Regions from separate parts of the Mus musculus genome. Here all the other regions are linked to region 2. Evidence: chromatin loops called from intact Hi-C (ENCODE). Cell type or tissue: gastrocnemius. All regions are shown on one strand. Each heading gives the region's core, and the rest is flanking DNA. Links, peaks and the distances in the headings are about the cores only. Region 1 holds the start of Padi6 (peptidyl arginine deiminase, type VI). Region 2 holds the start of Gm13025 (a long non-coding RNA gene). Region 3 overlaps Arhgef10l (Rho guanine nucleotide exchange factor (GEF) 10-like).

What was found. A loop is a pair of places that touch in the nucleus more often than their neighbours do. Peaks named below come from ENCODE experiments on the same cell type or tissue, not always from the same donor. Only the 100,000 strongest peaks of a DNase experiment are listed, where the experiment ranks them.
Region 1: it touches region 2 in a loop (8-fold over the local background); 6 of 42 quality-filtered maps call a loop at or near these places.
Region 3: it touches region 2 in a loop (6-fold over the local background); 24 of 42 quality-filtered maps call a loop at or near these places.

Annotation. Positions count from the first base shown.
Region 1 is chr4:140,741,580-140,748,213 of GRCm38, forward strand. It overlaps Padi6 (peptidyl arginine deiminase, type VI), which reads right to left and starts at 1,064. Exons shown (of 16, transcript NM_153106.2): 1 at 910-1,064; 2 at 179-356. The coding sequence starts at 1,001. It overlaps Padi4 (peptidyl arginine deiminase, type IV), which reads right to left. Exons shown (of 16, transcript NM_011061.2): 15 at 6,507-6,634; 16 at 3,929-4,778. The coding sequence ends at 4,545. In gastrocnemius, for the core only: a CTCF peak has its summit at 3,288; a DNase peak (open chromatin) is centred at 3,282.
Region 2 is chr4:140,676,386-140,683,019 of GRCm38, forward strand. Gm13025 (a long non-coding RNA gene) reads left to right here and starts at 3,360. Exons shown (of 3, transcript XR_001784551.2): 1 at 3,360-3,517; 2 at 6,359-6,510. In gastrocnemius, for the core only: CTCF peaks have their summits at 2,884 (motif pointing left) and 3,541 (motif pointing right); DNase peaks (open chromatin) are centred at 2,857 and 3,572; H3K4me3 peaks cover 554 bases; H3K27ac peaks cover 294 bases.
Region 3 is chr4:140,551,479-140,558,112 of GRCm38, forward strand. Arhgef10l (Rho guanine nucleotide exchange factor (GEF) 10-like) reads right to left here. Exons shown (of 29, transcript NM_001290803.1): 22 at 1,050-1,171. Among named protein-coding and RNA genes, the nearest start is that of Gm42335, 50 kb to the right of the region's middle. In gastrocnemius, for the core only: a CTCF peak has its summit at 3,955 (motif pointing right); a DNase peak (open chromatin) is centred at 3,958.

The DNA of each region.
Region 1 (6,634 bases), core at 1,054-6,053, 66 kb after region 2:
GGTTCCGCCCACTCACCATCCCTTAACTGCCTCTCTCTCCCTGCCCACAGACAGCTGCAGCTGGGTCTGCCTTGGGTAGGCAGGCCTGTTGCCAATGGCCTTCAGCTAGGCTTGCCAGCTTCCACATTGAGATCACCTGGGTAGGTTAAAGGTTACCCCTCTCCCCTCCATGGCTCACCTTGTCTTCATCCACAGTGGGGCTGGGCGCCACCATCCTCACCAATGCCACTGTGGGATGGTTCATTGACCTCCAGACCACAGTGTCCTCTTTGCCAGCGATGACGGAGCTAGAGATGTGGATCAAGATCCTGGGGGAACCACGGATGGTGAAAGACTTGCACTTGTCTGGTGCACACCTGGTTTGAAGGAGACAATACAGGTTAGAAGACTCACCAACCGATGAGGCGACAGGGTTCCAGGACAGCCCCCGATCTGGAGTCTGCATCCATCTTACGGAATTGAGGAGAGTTGTCAGTGAAGCTTGTGGGGGGGGGGGCGGGCGCTAACGTCTTCAGCCTCTCTTACCATCTCGACCCCCAGGACCTCCACGCCTTTGATGGATGTCCCACCCCAACCTCCCGCTCCCCCAAAGCCTCCTTGTGAGGATCACATCTTCATTTTACATACAAGCCTCAGCTTCACAGTCATGGAGTGAGCAGATGCCAGAACCGTAAGACACAACCCCCGCCTACTCAAGGACACCTTCGAAGCTAACAGGGATCTTGCAAGAGGCAGAGAAAGCTGTAAGTCAGTATCCCGAGCTGGGATGGGAGGGCTCTCAGAGACCAAGCCAGATTTCCTTGGGGTCGGTCAGTTCAGCTGAGAGCGCTAACCTCGGACTTCTGGGCACAGGGACTCTGCCCAGACCCTCCCTTCTCATTACCCCTACAGACACCCGCTAAGCCTTACTTGCTGATGTCCAAGGTGATTTCCATGCCTACCATGCAGAGGGCATGGGTGGGATTGACCAGAGACAGGCTGAGTGAGTTCTGAAAAGACATGGCTGGGCTTACCAAGCTAGCCACTGTCAGCAGTCCTTACCCACCAGAGTAATTGCCTAGGACGGTGGGGCTTCCTGGCCTTCCTCTTTAGTAGAGGTAAGGACCACCCCAGCCCGCCCCCTTGTTAAGGGTTCACAGGTGAGCCTGGAGGAGGAGGAAGAGGAGAAGGAGGTAGGGGGAAGGGTGAAGGGAGAGATCCTTCTACTCAGCATCAAAGTTTTAGCAGCTGCTGCCTGTAGACCCTGCAGCCCTAGGAAATTGGAGTCTAACAGCTTGGGGCTCTGCCCTTCCCACTGGTCTGGGTGCTACATCTCAAGATTATGGGGGAGTCTTGGTTCTAGGACAGTAGCTCTCAACCTGTTTTGGCCTCAAGGCTGGGATGGTGGTGGTGTCACACATCAGATATCCTGCATATTATGATTCATAACAGTAGCAAAATCACAGTTATGAGGTAGCAACGAAATAAGCTTATGGTTGGGGGTCACCACCTGTATTAAAGGGTTGCAGCACTAAGAAGGTTGAGGACCACTGTTCTAGGATGTGTGCTTCTTGGCAGCTAGTGGGGGTACTTGGTAAAGTGCTATGCTCACAGAAGTGTCAGGAAGCTATAGCTAGCTCTGCAAATCCCTGATCCTGGCAGGCAATCTGCATCCTTTTCCCGGGTGATAACGATGATAAGCCAGTCAGTCACAGCTGTGTCTCTTGTTAGCATCAGGGCGGGTAGGGTGGGGGATGGGCAGCAGGAGCTGGTGCATGGGCTAGACCTGTGCAGCCTGGCTTACAGCTGTTATCCCTTTAGGCTGACCTCTGACCTTCACATGTGCACTGTGGTGTGAGAACACACACACACACACACACGAAGCAGAAAGGAAATTGTATATCTACTGTGCAGTTCAAAACTGCTAAAATGGGGGGGGTCAGCATTCTCGTGCCCTGTGGAGTCGCTGAGATGACACATACATCTTTGAGGTTCATGGTCTCTTCAGTATTGGCATTCCTAGATCAGACTACAAAGCCACACATGGTAGTCCCTGCCTGTCACCTGTTCAGCACCCACACTGAGGCAGGAGGATTTCTGTGAGTTTGAGACCAGCCTGGGTTTCAGAATGATGCTCTGTTTCAAAAAGCCGCCAAATTCTGTATTGCATTCCATAGTATATGTATGTGTTGTCAGGGGGGAAAAAAAGATCCAGCTGAGGTAGGCTAGCCTGTGATTACCGAGTGACTTCAAGTCTAGATTGGTCAATTTAACAAGACTGTGCCAATGTTCTGAAAAGGGGATAGGTGGGAGCATAGCTCCTTGGTAGAGAACTATCTGCCTCCACGTCCCTGTTATTTGCTCATTAAGAGCCGAGCATGGTGGCTCACGTCTGCAATCCCAGAACTGGGTAGATGGAGGCAGGAGGAACAAGAATAGGGAGCCAGCCTAGGTTAATTAAGGAGATTCTGTATGGAAACTTCATATTTCCCAGAAGACCTTGGTGCAGGGCACAGCCTAGAGAGAGCAGCCTCCATTACTCTCTTTCTCCATTCTACTGGCCTCTCAGAGAAGGAGCTAGCTCCCAGCCGCCTCAGAGGTGCATACCTGCATCCACGCACCCAGGAGGCTCAAGCGGGAAGATGGTTACAAGTCTGAGGGCAGCCTTGGCTAAAAAAGGAGTTTCAGACAGACTAGGGCTTCTAGGAAGACCCTGTCTCAATCAATCAATCAATCAATCAATCAATCAATCAATCAATCAATCCGAAGCTGGAAGAGGCAGAGAGGAGCTCTCTTGGGGGACCTGGAGAGGGAAGGGAACAGCCACCCAGCTACTCAGCTTCCCGCCAAGTAAAATTGCTTTGGTCCCAGTATGAGAAACTGGGTCCCTTCCTGGGGTTTAGGAACACCTGGTCTGTGGAACACCTGGTCTGTGGCATTTACCACGTCTGTCTCAGAGCACTCTTAGGCAGTCTCTGAGGGAGGGGGATGAAGGGAATTTTTGGCTTGATGAGGTTAAAGAAAAGTCAGGACTGGCCAGGTAGCTCAGTGGGTTAAAGACGTTCACCACTGAGCCCGATGTGCAGAGCACGCATGGTGGAAGGAGGAAAGTGAGTCTCACAAGCTGTCCTCTGATCTCCACATGTGCACTGTGGTCTCTCTCTCTCTCTCTCTCTCTCTCTCTCTCTCTCTCTCTCTCTCTCTCTCTCTCTCTCTCTCACAGTAGGGCATGGTGGCCACACTTCTAGTCCCAGTACTTGGGAGGCAAAGGCAAGTAGCATGTGTGACACACCAGCGCCACCCAGTGCATGCCTGTGGCAGTCAAAGGACAGCTTTGTAGAGGCAGGTCTCTCTCCCCACCTTTACTCAGGTCCTGGGGACCAGCCTTGGCTCACCATTGGTTTCATGGCAAGTGCCTTTCCCCACTGAGCCATCTCACTGGCCTGAGGAACGTGTTTCTATTTACTCATTTTAATTAAACGTTAATTAATTGTCTCTGGATCTCACTGTGTAGACCTGTTAGCCTGAACTCAATATATAGACCAGCTTGGTCTTGAATTCACAGAGATCCACCTGCCTCTGTCTCCGGAGGGTGGGAGTTAAGGGTGTGTGTCATCACCTTAGGCTCCAAGGAATTTGTGTGTGTGTGGGGGGGGTTGTTTGTTTGTTTGTTTGTTTGTTTGTTTTTTGAGACAGGGTTTCTCCGTGTAGCCCTGGCTGTCCTGGAACTCACTCTGTAGATTAGGCTGGCCTCGAACTCAGAAATCTGCCTGCCTCTGCCTCCCGAGTTATACCTAAGTACACTGTAGCTGTCTTCAGATGCACCAGAAGAGAGCGTCACAGATAGTTGTGAGCCACCATGTGGTTACTGGGATTTGAACTCAGGAACTTTGGAAGAGCAGTCGGTGCTCTTAACCACTGAGCCATCTCACAAGCCCTTTTTTTTTCTTAAGATTTATTTATTATATGTAAGTACACTGTAGCTGTCTTCAGACACGCCAGAAAAGGGAGTCAGATCTCGTTACAGATGGTTGTGAGCCACCATGTGGTTGCTGGGATTTGAACTCATGACCTGCAGTCAATGCTCTTACCCGCTGAGCCATCTTGCCAGCCGTGGTTTGTTTTTTTTTTTTAATTTTTATTAAATATATATAAAGAGAGAGACACATACGGCAGAGTAAATAAGTCAAAAGAGCTGCCAGCCATAGTTGAAGCTTTTTCACCTCATTGGTGCTTTGAAATTGATTCCAATGTGCTTTGCGGAGGGTGGGGCTGGGGGTGTGGAACTCCGTGGTAAACTAAAGATACAAAACTACATCTTTATTGCAGCATCTCTAAGCAGAGCTGAGCTTGCTATGCAAGGACCATTTGAGGACACACAGAGATGGGACAGGAGCCAGATGTGGGTGAAGCAAACATGTCACAGCAGGGACAGTGGCCACCTCTGTGGAAGCCCAACCATCCCCAGATCTCTTGCTGCACCTCGCTGCGGGGTGGGGGTGGGGGTGGGGAGCAGCCACCTCTGGCCAGGACAGTCCTCGAGGGAGGCTGCCTGGGGTAGTGACTCAGGGCACCATGTGCCACCACTTGAAGGTGAAGGGCTTCCTGCGCACATTGGTGCCACAGTGAACCTCCCCGTTGTACACGTGGTAGGTGTAGAAGTCGTTGATGAAGGTGCAGTGCAGACCCAGCGGCTCCAGGTGGGAACGCACCTCCTCCTCCAGGCAGCAGTGGCCATCGATGATGGGCCCAAAGGGCTTGGGGATGCCCAGGTACTTGCCCAGGACCAGCATGTTCACCTGCGGGAGGGTGGGGCCAGATCAGAGGCAACAGCTGTAGGGTAGGTAGGGCCTACAGGTCTCTGGACTAAGACTGGTTCTTTTTCCCTTTTGCATCTCTCTTTCCCCCTCCCTCCCTCTCTCTCCTGCCCTTCCTCCCCTTTTTCTCTCTTCCCTTCATTCCTTTTCCCCTCACTCCTTCTCCCCCTCCCCTCCTTCTCTTTCTCCCCTTCCCTTCCCCTCCTTTCCCCTTCCCTTTCCCCCTCCCTTTCCCCCTCCCTCTCCTCCTATTCCCTCTCCCCTCCCCTCCCCCTCCCTCCTCCTGCCCCTCTCCTCACTCCTTCTCCCCCTCCTCTCCTCCTCCCCACAGTGTTTTTGTGTGTGCCTTGCGGGGTGGGTGCACCCAGAGCCTCTTGTGTGCTCTTCAGTGTATTCCTTTGAGGCCAGGTCTCTCTCCCTGGACTTGCCTGCAAGCCTCTGTCTCTGTGTCCCTCAGAGCAGGGATTTACAGGCATGTGGGTGGCACATGTGGGTGACACCCAGCTTGTTACTGTGGTGCTGGAATCTGAACTCTGGCCGTCAGAGTTCCATAGCAAGTGCTCTTAGCCACTAAGCCACCCGGCTGTACCCCACCCTCGAGTTTTCCGTTTATTTTTGTCTGCGTCTGCCAGGTGCGTGCAGGTGTCTCAAGGAATCCAGGAGACACCTAGATCCTCTAGGCTGAGGTTGTGGGCGGTTGGAGGGCCATTCAATGTGAGTGCTAGGAATCGAACTGGGGTCCTTGAGAGGAGCATCAAGGACTCTGACTGCTTAGCCATCCCTCCAGCCCGCACAGCTCTTTTTGGTGACTTGGTCTCTTGTAGCCAAGGCTGACTCTGAACCCCAGACTCTTCTGCCTTCACCTCTCATGTGGTGGACACACTGTACACTGCGTGTGTGCCTCTAACAAGTGTCCTGTGGGTAAAGGGCCACGAGCTGTTTGAGCTCACTTAGAACGCATCACAGTGAACTGTGATCCCTGGGCCTCGGGCACTATGTTCAGGGAGAGAGGGAGACCGGTTTCCCTACTCAATGGAGTCTTCTGTCATAGCTCAATACATGGAGGAGGAGACACCTCAATGGCTAGAGTGGAGCTGCTGCCTTGGAACCCCAGAGCTCCAGGGAGCCCGGTTTGGAAACGACTGTGCCAAGAAACATCACCAGCTCCTTAGATCTAGGTAATTCTCCACCCAGTACTCAGGTGTCCTTTGGAGGAGGCTGGTAAAAAAGGCAGGGGGAGGTAGGAAGACACGTGGCAGTCACAGTTAAGTAACAAAGGTCAAATCTGGCCCTGCTCTGGGTCCTGTTTCACAGGGGCCCCCTTCCTGGCAGCGAATGCCACCGCAGAACACTTTGTCTATGGCCCGTGTCTGCTGGTCCCCTTAACGCAGTATGGGAGACAAGAAGCAGCAGGGTAGAGCTGGTTTTGAAACCAGACCCTGGCTTTGCCATCCCTTGCCTGCTGTGTGTTTTTGTGTTAGACACCTAATTTCTCTGAGCCTGCCTCTGGAAGGCAAAGCCACGAGAGAGGGCACTCCTGACATTGTGTGAGGCTCAGAAGAGGCTCTGGGTGCCGAGAGGGCTATGTGAGCCTCAAAGGGCGCACGGAAGTGCCACCTGGACCTGCCTTATGCCTGGCCAGGCTGTGTCCTGCAGTTTAGGAGGTCATTTGAGTCAGAGGGAGTCAGGCGGTGGCTGTCACCTCCTTACCATGTTTGGGAAGAAGGCCTGGGCCTTAGAGTTCCCTCTGGAGTTCCCCGCGAGCTTGAAGAGCTGCGGAATGTCGATGATGTCACCCTCTGCCAGGCCCAGCTCCCGCTTCAGCACCGCCCGGTTCC
Region 2 (6,634 bases), core at 608-5,607:
GTTTGTGCAGCTCCTGCCTTCTGAGGGTTAGGATTGTGTCTAAATTATAAAATAAAATTTCTATTTTGTTTCTTTTTATTATTGTTGTTGGTGGTTGATTGGTTTTTGCAGCTCCTGCCTTCTGAGGGTTAGGATTAAAGGTAAGCACTACCACTGCCCAGGTTCAATTTTATTTCTTTCCAAAGATTTGCTTTTTTTTTTTTTTTCTTCAGGAGACAGAGGCATCTCTGAGTTTAAGGCCAGCCTGGTCTACAGTGTGCATTCCAGGACTGCCAGGGCTTCACAGAGAAACCCTGTCTCGAAAACATAACAATAACATACACACACAACCAACAACAAGATATATGTACTTGTTTTTATTTTATGCATCTGAGTGCTTTACTTGCAAGTACATATATGTACTACATGGATGCCTGGTGCCCTCAGAGCCAAAAGAGGGTGTTGTATCCTCCGGAATTGGAGTACAGATTGGTGTGAGCTGTCACCTAAATGCTAGGAATAGAACTGAGATCCTCTGGAAACCCAGAGTGTTCTTAACCTCTGAGCCATCTCTCAGGACCCTAAAACACACACACATGCACGCGCACACGCGCGCGCGCGCACACACACACACACACAAAACGGGACCTCACAATGTAGTCCTGGCTGATCTGGAATTGCTATGTAGACCAGGCTGGCCTTGAACTCACAGAGATCTGATGGCTTCTGCCTCCCTGGTGCTGGGGTTAAAGGTGTGTGCCCTGATGCCTTATATCTAACAACAATGCATAAAACAAAAAGTCTAATTAATAACAAAGCAAAGGCTGTTGATGAACCTCAGTTGCAGGGTGTTTAACCTAGCTGGCGTGAGGCCTGCATGTGATCCCCAGTATGTAAGTGTTGCAGGGATTTCCCTGCCCAATTACATTAGTGCAGAGGAAGCCTGTGATTGGACAGGGAAAGGGAGGCAGAGATAAGAGTGGCAGAGACAGAGAGCATCTCAGGGGAGAGAGGAGGGAGGATGGAGGTGGACGTGAACCCGCCACAGTTATTATATCATAATTGGGATAAAGCTTTTAGCATTATCAACTCGCTCTGAAATGATTGCATTGGCATCTTGTAAACTGTGACTTGATTGACACATAAATCTGATTGATTAACTATAAGCTTTAAGAGTTTTAATTCTCGGGGCGTGGTGGCACACGCCTTTGATCCCAGCACTTGGGAGGCAGAGGCAGGCGGATTTCTGAGTTCAAGGCCAGCCTGGTCTACAAAGTGAGTTCCAGGACAGCCAGGGCTGTACAGAGAAACCCTGTCTCGAAAGAAAAATAAAGTTTTAATTCAGGCTGGAGAGATGGCTCAGCGGTTAAGAGCACTGACTGTTCTTCCAAAGGTCCTGAGTTCAAATCCCAGCAACCACATGGTGGCTCACAACCATCTGTAATGGGATCAGATGCCCTCTTCTTGTGTGTCTGAAGACAGCTACAGTGTACTTACATATAATAAATTATTCTTTTAAAGATTTATTTATTATTGTACATGAGTTCACTGTAGCTGACTTCAGACACACCAGAAGAGGGCGTCAAATCTCATTATGGGTGGTTGTGAGCCACCATGTGGTTGCTGGGATTTGAACTCAGGACCTTCAGTAGAGCAGTCAGTGCTCTTACCTGCTGAGCCATCTCTCCAGCTCCCAATAAATAAATTAAAAAAAAAAAGTTTTAATTCTACTGGGTAATTGGGTGTTGTGATGGCTGACCGTGGGGTGCGTGGGCATTGTGTGGTAGCGAGAGAAACTCAGGAGTCCCTGCCGAAGAGTTGGAGAGTTGAGAGAAGCAGGAGATTGGAGAGTTGGCAGGTTCATTTTTAATATTTCCCGCAACATGTAAGTAAGGGGGTTGGAGCATGGGGGTGCACACCTTTAGTCCCAGCACTGGGAAGCAGAGGCAGGTGGATCTCTGTGAGTTTGAGGCCAGCCTGGTCTACAGAGCAAGTTCTAGGACAGCCAGGGCTACATAGCAAGTCAGAAGAAAGAGGAGAAGAGGAAGAAGGGAGGAAAAAGGAAGGGAGGGAGGAAGGGAGGGAGGGAAGGAGGGAGGGAGGGAGGGAGAGAGGGAGGGAGGGAGGGAGGGAGGGAGGGAGGGAGGGAGGGAGAGGTTCTCTCCTGGATGGAGCAAACCAAACCAGCCCACAGAAGTGGGGTGTGAGCAGGTGTGGGAGGGTGCACCCCTAATCCTAGCAGTTTTGGGATGAAGGCCACAAGTCCAGTGGTCCAGTATCTGCTATCTTCTACCTATAGCATCCAGATACACAGCAGACACTGATCTTCAGCCAGTCTCAGCTACATAAAGTTCAAGGCCAGCCTGAGCTACATTGGACTCCATCTCAATTAAAAAAAAATGGCACAGGTATCACCATCCTCCGAATATGGATGGATGGATGGATGGATGATGAACGGATAGACAGATGGACGATGGATAGATGGATGGATGGAAAGCCAGGTCCCTGTTATACACCTTTCGTTCCTTCTGACCTGCAGGTGAGACTTTCCCAGGGTCCACTGTCAGCTTCAGGCCTGGGTGTGATGATGCAAGCCTGTAATCCCAGCATCGGGAGGGAGAGGGAAGATCAGAGGTACCAGGCCATCCTCGGCTACATAGCACATTCAAGGCCAGCCTGTGCTACATGAGGCACTGTGCTAGCCTGGTCCATCCTAGCCTTAATAAATACAAGAGTCAGAGGGGAAGACACAAAACCCCAGATGGGATGTCCTGAGCCCAGGTCCCCGGGTTCTTCACAGCCTGACCTGATACTGAAGGAGAAGAGAGGACTCACCTGGGCCCTCTCCCACTCCAGCAGGACCGGTCTGTGCAAAAGCGTGGGGCTCCAGTGCCCCCTGCTGGCGGCAGTGAGAACAAGGCCAAGAGGACTTCCCTTCTTTCCTCTGTGCTTTGGGGGTGAGGGTGAGGGGTCTGCCTGAGATGCTAAAAAACCCCAGCAGCATCTTAGCCTTGAAAATCTCGTGCTCTCTTCAGAGGAAATCAACCATTTCTGAAAGGATCCCCAGAACAGAGCCAAGGGAACTCACCTAGCCTAGTCTGTCCAGCCCAGGAAGCCTTCCTGGAGGAGGTGATCTGCATTGGGTGACAGACAGTATGAGTCAAGGACTTAGTCCTCTGGGTCCCAAATAATAATTTATGTCTATTTGGCCAGGACCATTGAACAGACCACACTTTCATGAAGCTGAAGGGGACAGAACATGTTGGCCTGTGCCTTTAATCCCAGCATTCAAAAGGCAGAGGCAGGTGGATATCTGTGAGTTCCAGGCTGTTTTAGGGGTGGGGATGGGGAGGCAAGCAGTAGGCATGCGTGGTAGCTCATACCCATCATCTCAGTACAGGAAAGATGGAGCCAGGAAGATCATGATTGCAAGGCCAACCTGAGCTACAGAGTGAGACCACCAGAAAGAGGAAGAAACGTCCCGTTGGTAGGACTTGAGGAGCCACGGTTTCCCTTTCCCTCCTGTTCCGGGTTTGTGGTAAGAGAGCCAAAAGATGTCGATGCACCATGTCTGGTGAGCAGCAGAGGGAGACAGAGAGCCAGGGAAAGCTGAGCTGGAAGGATGAGTGAGCCAGGAAGGAAGCCAAAAAGGGGTGGGGTGGGGGTGGGTGTTACCAGGGAGGGAGGGGGAGGGGTGAGGAGGGGCGAGGCGGGGCGGGCCGGGGGCGGGGGCCGACACTGAGAATGAAAAAATATGGAACCCAGGAGGTGACAGCGCACACTATTAATCCCAGCACTAGGGAGGCAAAGGCAGGCGGAATCTCAGAGGCCAGCCTGGTCTACGGAGATTTCCAGGACAGACAGGGCTACACAGAGAAACTGTCTAGGAAAAAGAAAAAAAGAGCCGGGCAGTGCACTTGGGAGGCAGAGGCAGGCGGATTTCTGACTTTGAGGCCAGCCTGGTCTACAGAGTGAGTTCCAAGATAGCCAGGGCTACACAGAGAAACCGTCTCAAAAACAAAAAAACAAAACAAACAAACAAAAAAGCTGGGCGTGAAGCCGGGCGTGGTAGCGCACGCCTTTAATCCCAGCACCCGGGAGGCAGAGGCAGGCAGATTTATGAGTTTGAGGCCAGCCTGGTCTACAGAGTTCCAGGATAGCCAGAGCTATACAGAGAGACCCTGTCTCAAAAAAAAAAAAAAAAAAAAAAAAAAGCTGGGCGTGGTGGCACATGCCTTTAATCCCAGCATTCGGGAGGCAGAGGCAGGCGGATTTCTGAGTTCGAGGTCAGCCTGGTCTACAGAGTGAGTTCCAGGACAGCCAGGGCTATAAAGAGAAACCCTGTCTTGGAAAAAAAAAAAAGTAAAAAAGTAAAGAAAAGAAAATACACAACCCAAAACAGAATTGTAGGGACTGAAAAAATGGCTCAAAGGGGTGGCTCACAACCACCTGTAAACCCAGTCCCAGAATCCAACAGGCAAGCATGTACAGTACACACACACACACACACACACACACACACACACACACAGTAGCTGAAAATGACCTTGAACTTCCTCTCTCCACTTCCCAGGCTGGGGTGGCAGGGTGCACCTCCATGCCTAGTTTGTAGGGCGCTGGGGCTTCATGCTTCAACAGCAGACACTCGACCAGCTAAACTACATCTCCAGTCCTGCTTCCTGCCTTTAATGGTGTGGGGGAGTCCAGGTCTTCAAGCGCTAAGCAAACCAAGCCACCACTGTGCCTCAGCCCAGCCCTGGCTTAGCAGCCTTTATTAAAGGTCTTTAGATGTTATAAAATCGTTTTGTGGAATTATTCTAGGATTCCAACGCACATAGTAGGTGCTCTGGTGTGTTAGACTGTCAAAGCCACGTCTATAAAAAGGGAAACAATATGCTTGGAATTCCAGGGGACTCTGACGTGATCATGAAGGAAGGAGTGTCTTTAGCTGTCAGTGTGATCGCCTGCCTGAGAATTTAGCTAGAAAACATTTCTCCTGCACATCCAGGCCAGGAAAGAGCTCACTTGAGAGGAGTGGAATAGAGTCCATCTTTAGCCTGGCCACTTGGCGGCCGTTTGATTAGTCCAAGTCAACAGACCGCTGTAATTTTTACTTCTTTATTTTGATTTTTATGTATACAGGCATTTTGCCTGCATGTATGGCTGTATACCATATCTATGCCTGGTGCCCAAGGAAGCCAGATGAGGGCATCAGATCCCCTGAGACTGGAGTTACAGATGGTTGTGAGCTACCATGTGGGTGTTGGGAATGAACGGGAGTGCTCTGGAAGAATAAGTGCCCTTAACCACAGACCTACTTCTCCAGGACCTGCCATTTTTACTTAACATCTCTTAAGCCTTCTTCTTCCTCTTCATGGGTATTTATTTAATCTCACTGGTTTTGTTGTTGTTGTTGTTTTGGTTTCTCTTTTCTTTTTTTTTTTTTTTTTTTTTTTTTTTTTTTTTGGTTTTTCAAGGCAGGGTTTCTCTGTGTAGCCCTGGCTGTCCAGGAACTCACTTTGTAGACCAGGCTGGCCTTGAACTCAGAAATCCGCCTGCCTCTGCCTCCCAAGTGCTGGGATTCTCAAAGGCGTGCGTCACCACGCCCGGCAGGTTTTTGTTTTTTTAACATTTATTTTAATAGCCAGCCTTGGTGGCACACATCTTTAATCCCAGTCCTTGGGGAAGCAGAGACAGGCGGATCTCTGTGAGCTTGAGGACAGCCTGCTCTAGAGATTGAGTTCCAGGACAGCCAGGGCTACACATAAACCCTGCCTCAAAAAACAGACAAAACTACACACACACACACACACACACACACACACATATACACACACACACACACACACATAAAAATCAAACTTTTTAAGAATATCTGAAGCAAGTCAACCAAAAAGAAAAGGCCATTAAAGGAACCGCCCGCCCCAAAGTTTCTCCCAATGTTTTGATTGCGTGCTTTCTAGATGTAGACAAAGATGGTCTTTAGCAATTCAAAATAACAAGACTATGTGGCACAACCCTGGAACCTCGCTTTCCCAGAAAGCCCTTAGGAGATTTCTGCAACAATCCAGCTGGGCATCTATCACAAAAGTGAAGACAGGCCAGGAGTGGTGGCACACGCCTTTAATCCCAGCACTTGGGAGGCAGAGGCAGGTGGATTTCTGAGTTCGAGGCCAGCCTGGTCTACAGAGTGAGTTCCAGGACAGCCAGGGTGACACAGAGAAACCCTGTCTCGAAAAAAACGAAAAGAACCAAAAAAACAAAAAAACAAACAAACAAAAAAAGAGTGAGAAGACAGACACCGTTCCTAGGGCTGGACCAGTTGTAGGCCACAGAAGCTCTGGCCACCTTCCCAATCTGTGGCACTGAATCTTCACAGCCTGGAGAGGTCAAGGAGCTTGCCTGAGGTCACACAGAATTCTACACCTGGCAAGATCCAGCCGTGTTCATGCATGTGCAAGTGTGTACCCGTGCAGGTTAGAAGCGGACATCATCAGGCGTCTTCCTCATTGACTCTCTGCCTCATTTAGGGTACGGTATGCATGTGTGTCTTTCTTCCTATTCATATGTGTGAGTGTGTGCACATGCATATGTGTGTAAACTAATGTCAGGTGTCTTTCTCTCTCTCTCTCTCTCTCTCTCTCTCTCTCTTTTT
Region 3 (6,634 bases), core at 1,042-6,041, 120 kb before region 2:
CCAGGGCCCTCTGGGGTGTGTGTCATTCTTGCTATATGGATCTCTGTTTAATGCCACCTCCTCAGGGGCCTCCCTGAACTTGCTAACTGTATAGCCCCCATTTCCCCCATGCCTACTGTGTCTCTTCTCTATATTCCCCTCGATTCCCTTCTGCGTGCTGAGGTCCTGCCTGTCTTTGTCCACTAGACTGAAGGCCGCATGAGGCGGGGACCTCGTACGTCCCGGTCACCACTGCACACCCAGTTCTAGCATTCAATAGGTGCTCAGGGATGACCCGTGAACAGACAGATGAATGGAGGAATGAACGATGAACTTACATCGCCAAGGTGCTCTGTCAGCTCTTAGCGCCCCAGTCTACAGCCCAGCCCGCACGGCTCCTGCGACTATTTATCTGTGCTGGGTCCCACGCTCGCTCGCCCGTCCCAGAGCTCAGGGTCCTCATCTGCTTGGGAGAGGATAGACAACGGTTGCTCCAGATGGAGGGGCGGGCTCTGCCAGGACATAAGGGACAAGTGACGGCTGTGGGGGCGAGCTTCCTGGTGGTTAATACCATGGAGACTGTCATCAGGTGAAACCAACCCCTTACTGACTGTCATTTTGGCTGGGCCTTCGTCTCCTGTGAAATGCCGTTCTAACCACTATTATAAGAAGTAAAGCTAACACGAAAAGAATGCAGTGGGCAAGTAAGAGGGTATGAGTGTCACAGAGCATGCCAGGATGAGGGCAGTCCCACCAAAGCAGCCCTTTGGCCTGGTGGCGTCGGGCACAGTCCAAAGTCAAGACTTCAACAGATGAGGTTGCTAGTATCCACTATCACAAAATAATGGAATTTTCCACCCCGTGACCCATGCTGGTCATTCTCACACAGACCTCGTTCGTTCCGCGGAAAAGCTAGCTCACAGAACAAGAACAAATGGCTTGGCCCCCTGGGTCTCTAAGCTGGACTGAGACACTGGGCATGCCTTTCCAGCTGTGACAACTCTACCTAGACACTGGTTCTCCCAGGCTAGGCAGGGCCTCCACAGCTACCACACGCCGGGTCCACTCACCTGCAGACTGAGGGTCCGGGAGGAGAAAGCGGGGACGCAGCAGGCCAGGATGGGGCACCAGAACGGGGCTTTGCTTTTCTTGTCCTCATCGGGACACAGCCATCCTGGCTGGTTCTCCTCCCCTGCAGCAAGAGGAAATGGGTATATGAAACTAGTCAGGGTGTGAGCCCTAGCAATAGCGACTGGCCCTCAGCCCTGGGAGTCATCGCAGACCCCAGCAGGCTAGGTCCCACAGTGACCTCATTGCTCTGATCAGTCCCCCACCCCACATGCTGCTTGGTCGGAAATGAAGCTGAGCATCGGGCTATGAACTGGTCTATGGACCACGGGCAGAGGATCTGGGAAACCCAAGGGCAGAGTCCCAGCCTGACCCTACCATGGATCAACCTGTGCAGACATTCCAACCCCCTGAGTCTCAATTCCTTTGCCAGTGAAAGGGTGAGTGGGCTGGGGAGACGGTCAGTAGGTAAAGCGCTCACTGTGCAAGCATGAGGGGCTGAGTTCAAATCTTCAGCACCCCTGTGATAGTGAGTACCTGTAACCCCGGTGACAGCAGGTATAGACAGACAGACCTTAGGGGCTCAATGGCCATCTGGTCTAGCCGTGAGCGGGGTGGGGATGAGATTTAAGGCTAGATCTAGATGTATGTTGTGGCTCCATCTATGGAGCATTTGCCTAGCATGCAAGAGTTCCTGGGTTCTATCCCCAGCATGGAACGAATCAGGTGTGGTGCACACACCCATAGTCCAGCCCTCAGAAGTGGAGGCAGGAGCATCAGAAGTTCAAGGTCACCCTCAGCTCCACAGCGAGTTCCAGGCCGGGACTGGACCAGGTGAGACCTGTCCACTGAGTGGAATGGGAGCCTTTGGAGAAGGCTAAGCAAAGGTTCCTGTGTCCAAGAACTGAGTCAGACGCTGTGGCTTTGGACTTAACAGTTGCTGGTACGGGCAGATCCACACCAGCAGACAGTGCTTTCTCATTTGATGGGGAGGCTCTGCTCAAAGGCAGCCTCCTCTGAGACGCCCTTCCCGACCACTCTGGCTATGACAGCCCCTCTGAATGTCACCGAAGCCTGTCCTGTTTCCCTTGGTGTCTGTATGCCCGTCTGAATCAGTGTCAGCTACAGACACAGTTGTGACTTGTCACCACAGGTCCTTCGGTCGTAAGCTGTGAGCCGGGGTCTGGGTTACGACATACACCACTAACCCTGCAGCAGCGTCCGGCATAGACTAAGAGTTCAGAACACACAGGCTCAAAGAATGAATGGCAAGGGGACTGGAGAGATGGCTCAGAGTCTGAGAGCCCTGGCTGCTCTTCCAGAGGACCCAGGTTTGATTCTCAGGACCCACAGATGGCTCACAACTGTCTATAACTCCAGGCCCAAGGGATCCAAACAAGGCACAAACATGAACAGACATTTCACGCAGACAAATACTAATATACATAAAAAAATTTTAATATTTTCATGAATGAATGAGAGGAAGGGGCAGAAAGAAACTAATATCAGCCCCAGAAATTCTGCCTACTAAGAAGCCTTCCTTTCTTATACACCAGACCACAGCAGCCAGTGTGACACGTGTGTGTGTGTGTGTGTGTGTGTGTGTGTGTGTGTGTGTGTGCCCCTGTATCAGGAAGCACCAAGGTGTGATGGTTAACACCGAGTGCAACTTAACAGTCTCTTAAATCACCATGGAGACAAATCTGTGAGGGAGTTTCTAGCCTGGGTTAACTGAGGAGGGAAGGCCCACCCTGAACGTGGGCGGCACCATCCCCTAGGCTGGGGTCCTGGGCTGAACAGAAAGGAGACAGTGAGCTGAGCTCCAGCATCCACCTCTCTATGCTTCCTGGCTGCAGATGTGATGTGACCGGCTGCCTCAAGGCCCTGCCTTCACGCCTTCCTTTCCTTCCATGGTGGAATGTACCCCTAAACCTATGATCCCCCCTAAAAACAAAAACAAAAAACCTGGCCAGCATTCACAGTAATAAAATGTGGATAAAGTGCTCATCACCATAGAGGTGACACTGAGGGACTAGGAAGCAAAACTAGGTCCTGACTGGCATGAGGCAGGACCCACATGGGGACTTGGGGCTTCTAGGCTCCAATAACCAAGTTCTTCACACTAAATCTACAAGAACACAAGGCCACACCCCTCCAACATGGCCACACACCCCTCAATACGGCCACACCTACAGGGACACACTTACTCCAACAAGACCTCGCCTGCTCTAACAAGGCCACACCTACTTCAATAAGGCCACGCCTACTCTAACAAGGCCACTCTGAGTCCCAGTGTGCTGTCACAGACCAATGCTAGCTCTGTCCGAAGATGCCAACCTTCAGGGAGCCTACAACTCTGGGGTCATGAAGAGGTCATCAACTGTTGGGACAACAGCCTCCCTAAGGCCCACACTCCTCCTTGGTGGAAAACAGGAAGGCACACTTCTTTTGGATGTGTGACCGGCCCTCCACCCAGCCTCCAGAGCCAGTCCTCCACAGAACCCCATTGCTCCCTATTTGAAAATACCAGTGGTGTCCTGGTTGGCTTGGAGTAAGCCCTAGACTCTTCTAGAAGAGCCACAAGGACCACCCTCCCTCCCAGCCGCATCTCCTGATCACCAGGCTCCACAATTGTCAGCAGTTTCAGCACGCAGCTCTTGATGTCCCTTTACGGGGAACGCTGCCCTGCTACCCCAGCCCGTTCTGCAGGGGGCTCCTCTCCTAACCACATCCCCATTCTCCCTTCTCAACAGTCCCAACCCACCAGAACTGTCACATCCCTCATTACTGCAAGTGTCTCCAGATTGGGGCGACTCAATTTAAGTCCATCCACTTTGCCATGGTGAGAAAGCCGGAGACTAGCCTTGGATTCTGAGCATTGATCTTCCCTGGACTGGCACTAGGTGGCGCCATCTCTCAAGATGCTAGACAGCCAGCCCCAGGTCACCCACCTCAGCACACCAGGCATTTCTGGAGGTTGCCTTTTTGGATCTTGTCACATTTCCCAACCCCCACCTGTGTATGGTTCCCATGCGTGCATGTATGTACGTGTGTCCATGCATCCAAACTTGGTTTGTCCTCATTTCTAAAGATGGCACCCGGGATATTGGGCATGCCCAGGCAAGCATTACAGCCGAGCTCTATCCCAGCTATTTATATACATGGCCTACACACACTTGATTAAGCACACACTTCGATCCTGGGCTAATGGAAATGACCCGGACGTGCTAAAGGTCGGCTGGGCTAAGCTGTGCTGTGTGGGAGGTTAGAGGTTAAATGTGGTTTTCCCTTCAGATGAGCCTATGAGGCACAAGGCATTATAACTGAAGGAACGGGGTTGGCTCTGCTCCTCCACGGGCTTCTCCATTCTGGTGTGCATGCGATGTGGAAGCAGGAGGCTCTCTACCGTGCCGCTGGTCCATGGAGGCCAAAACTATCTATCCATGTGCTTTCTATGCAAACACAACAGTAGCAGCTTTTACGAAAGGCCAAAGAGAAAGGCTGGCCTGTGTAATGATGAACCACTCCTGAGAGAGACCCAGCCCAAACGCCAGCTGGGTCACAGAGACTGGAGTGGTCACATGGGTGACCACCACACTGGAGAAGCTGTAGGCTCCCTATAATGCACAAAGGCTGGCCGGGGACCCCGATGGCTCCCATCCCTGTCTGAAGCCCTCAGCAGTGACAGCATTTCCTAATGGGCCCCAGAAGTGGCCCTTCACACTCTGGGCCCTGGAAACTGTCCCATAAAACCTATATCCCTGTCACGGGAAAGAGGGGAAAAAGCCAGCATGTGAGAGATGTGTCAGGCCAAGCACGACTTCCGCACATGCATACAAGTCGCCCCATCGGGGAACCGCAGTAAAGAAAGTAAGCCATTGGGCTGGATGCACAGTACGCTCAGGCCACGGTGGGAAAAGGCCTGCCCTGCTACCTCTCAGTTAAGGCCCAGCAGTAAATAAACACAACCCAATTTAAGATGCTATCCCTGCCCAGGGAACACTCACAGCCAAAGTCACCATGCCACGCAGGAGACCTGTGACGCTCACCCACCTGACAGCCAGATAGGTGAACGCACAGCACCCACCCCCACAGCTCCCCCCAGCTCCTCCCTCTGTCCCCCTGTTCCCCCCCAGCCTATCAGACCCTGGCATTTCATCACCATATATATTTTTAACGATCTGACCTTCTCCCTCCAGATGGTGCCTTTCTTGTGTGCAACTGAGATTGCTAAATGAAAATGGAGTTGTGGGCTCCCCATCTGTCGCTGCCATTGTCCCTGTCACAAAACCAGAGCGGCTGAGACCCGATGAGGAGGCTGTGGCCACTGAACATGGAAAGTCTACCTGGGGTAGGTGACATTCAGGTGACGCACCAACGGCACAGTGGTGATTTCGACTGACACTAAGTGGAGGCTTATTTAGGGCCGTGTTTGGCAACGCTCATGGTACTCAAGAGCCATTGTGGCACAGGAGGGAGCTCTAGGGATGGAAGCCTTCCCCCTCCCCCCTTACCCCCTCCCCCAGCCTAGGAAGCATCTCCTCAAACCTACTAGAAGCACCCTAGGCACCACCTACCCCAGCCTTCAACACACTGTGTGACAATGAGCTTGTTGCCCCATCTAGAAATCAGGGGACCAAATTCCAGTCATTTGGAGTTGTTGGGGGGAGCCTAGAAAGACCATCAGTGAGGTCTTAACAATTTGAGGAGAGGCTGAGCCACCTCTAGCCCTGCTGTGTGCTCGGCCTCCAGGGTGAGGTCCTCACCATCACGGACCTCTGGTCTCAAAATTCCCACATCCGCGGCCATCTTCAGGGCCTCCTCATCAGCCGGCCTGATACAGGGAGACACTACTAGTCACAGCCAGTCAGGGAGATGCTACCAGTCACAGCCACCAGTCACAGCCAGTCAGGGAGATGTCACCAGTCACAGCCAGTCACCAGGCCAAGCATCCTTCCCCTAAGCCACCCCACCCTGAAACGCTCAATGCTATCCATGGAAGCCAGCTGAAGGCCACAGCTTCCCAGTTGGAGTGTAGGGCTTCGTACCCCTTCCCAGAGAAGAGGGCCACCATATTCAGGAAAAGCTTAGAGCAGTGGTTCTCAACCTGTGGGTCTCAACCCCTTTGAGGAGCGAATGATCTTTTCACAGGGGTCAGCTAAGACCAACGGAAGACAAGATATTTATATTACGATTCATAACCGTGGCAAAATTATAGTTATGGGGAAGCAGCTGAAATGATTTGATGGTTAGGGGCCACCGCAACCCGAGGAACTGCACTGAAGGGTCACGGTACCGGGAAGGTTGGGGTTCTCCTCAGTTCTGCTACACCCCAGTTCTCAAGACTCTCCTGACCCTCACTCACATCCCCAGGCCCCAGGAGAACCATTGGCTTAGGGGGTCCTAGCACAGGGAAGGTTTGCAGAGTTAATGAGATTTAGACCTAGGACACAGTCAGGCTTCCCAGGGCGAAGGTTGCAGGCCTGCATCAGTACTGAGTAGACATGAAGACAGAGAGCTGAAGGCTACACCAGAGAGGAGACACGGGGAGACTCCCAGGTTGTGTGCAGCCTCCTGCCTGAAGCCC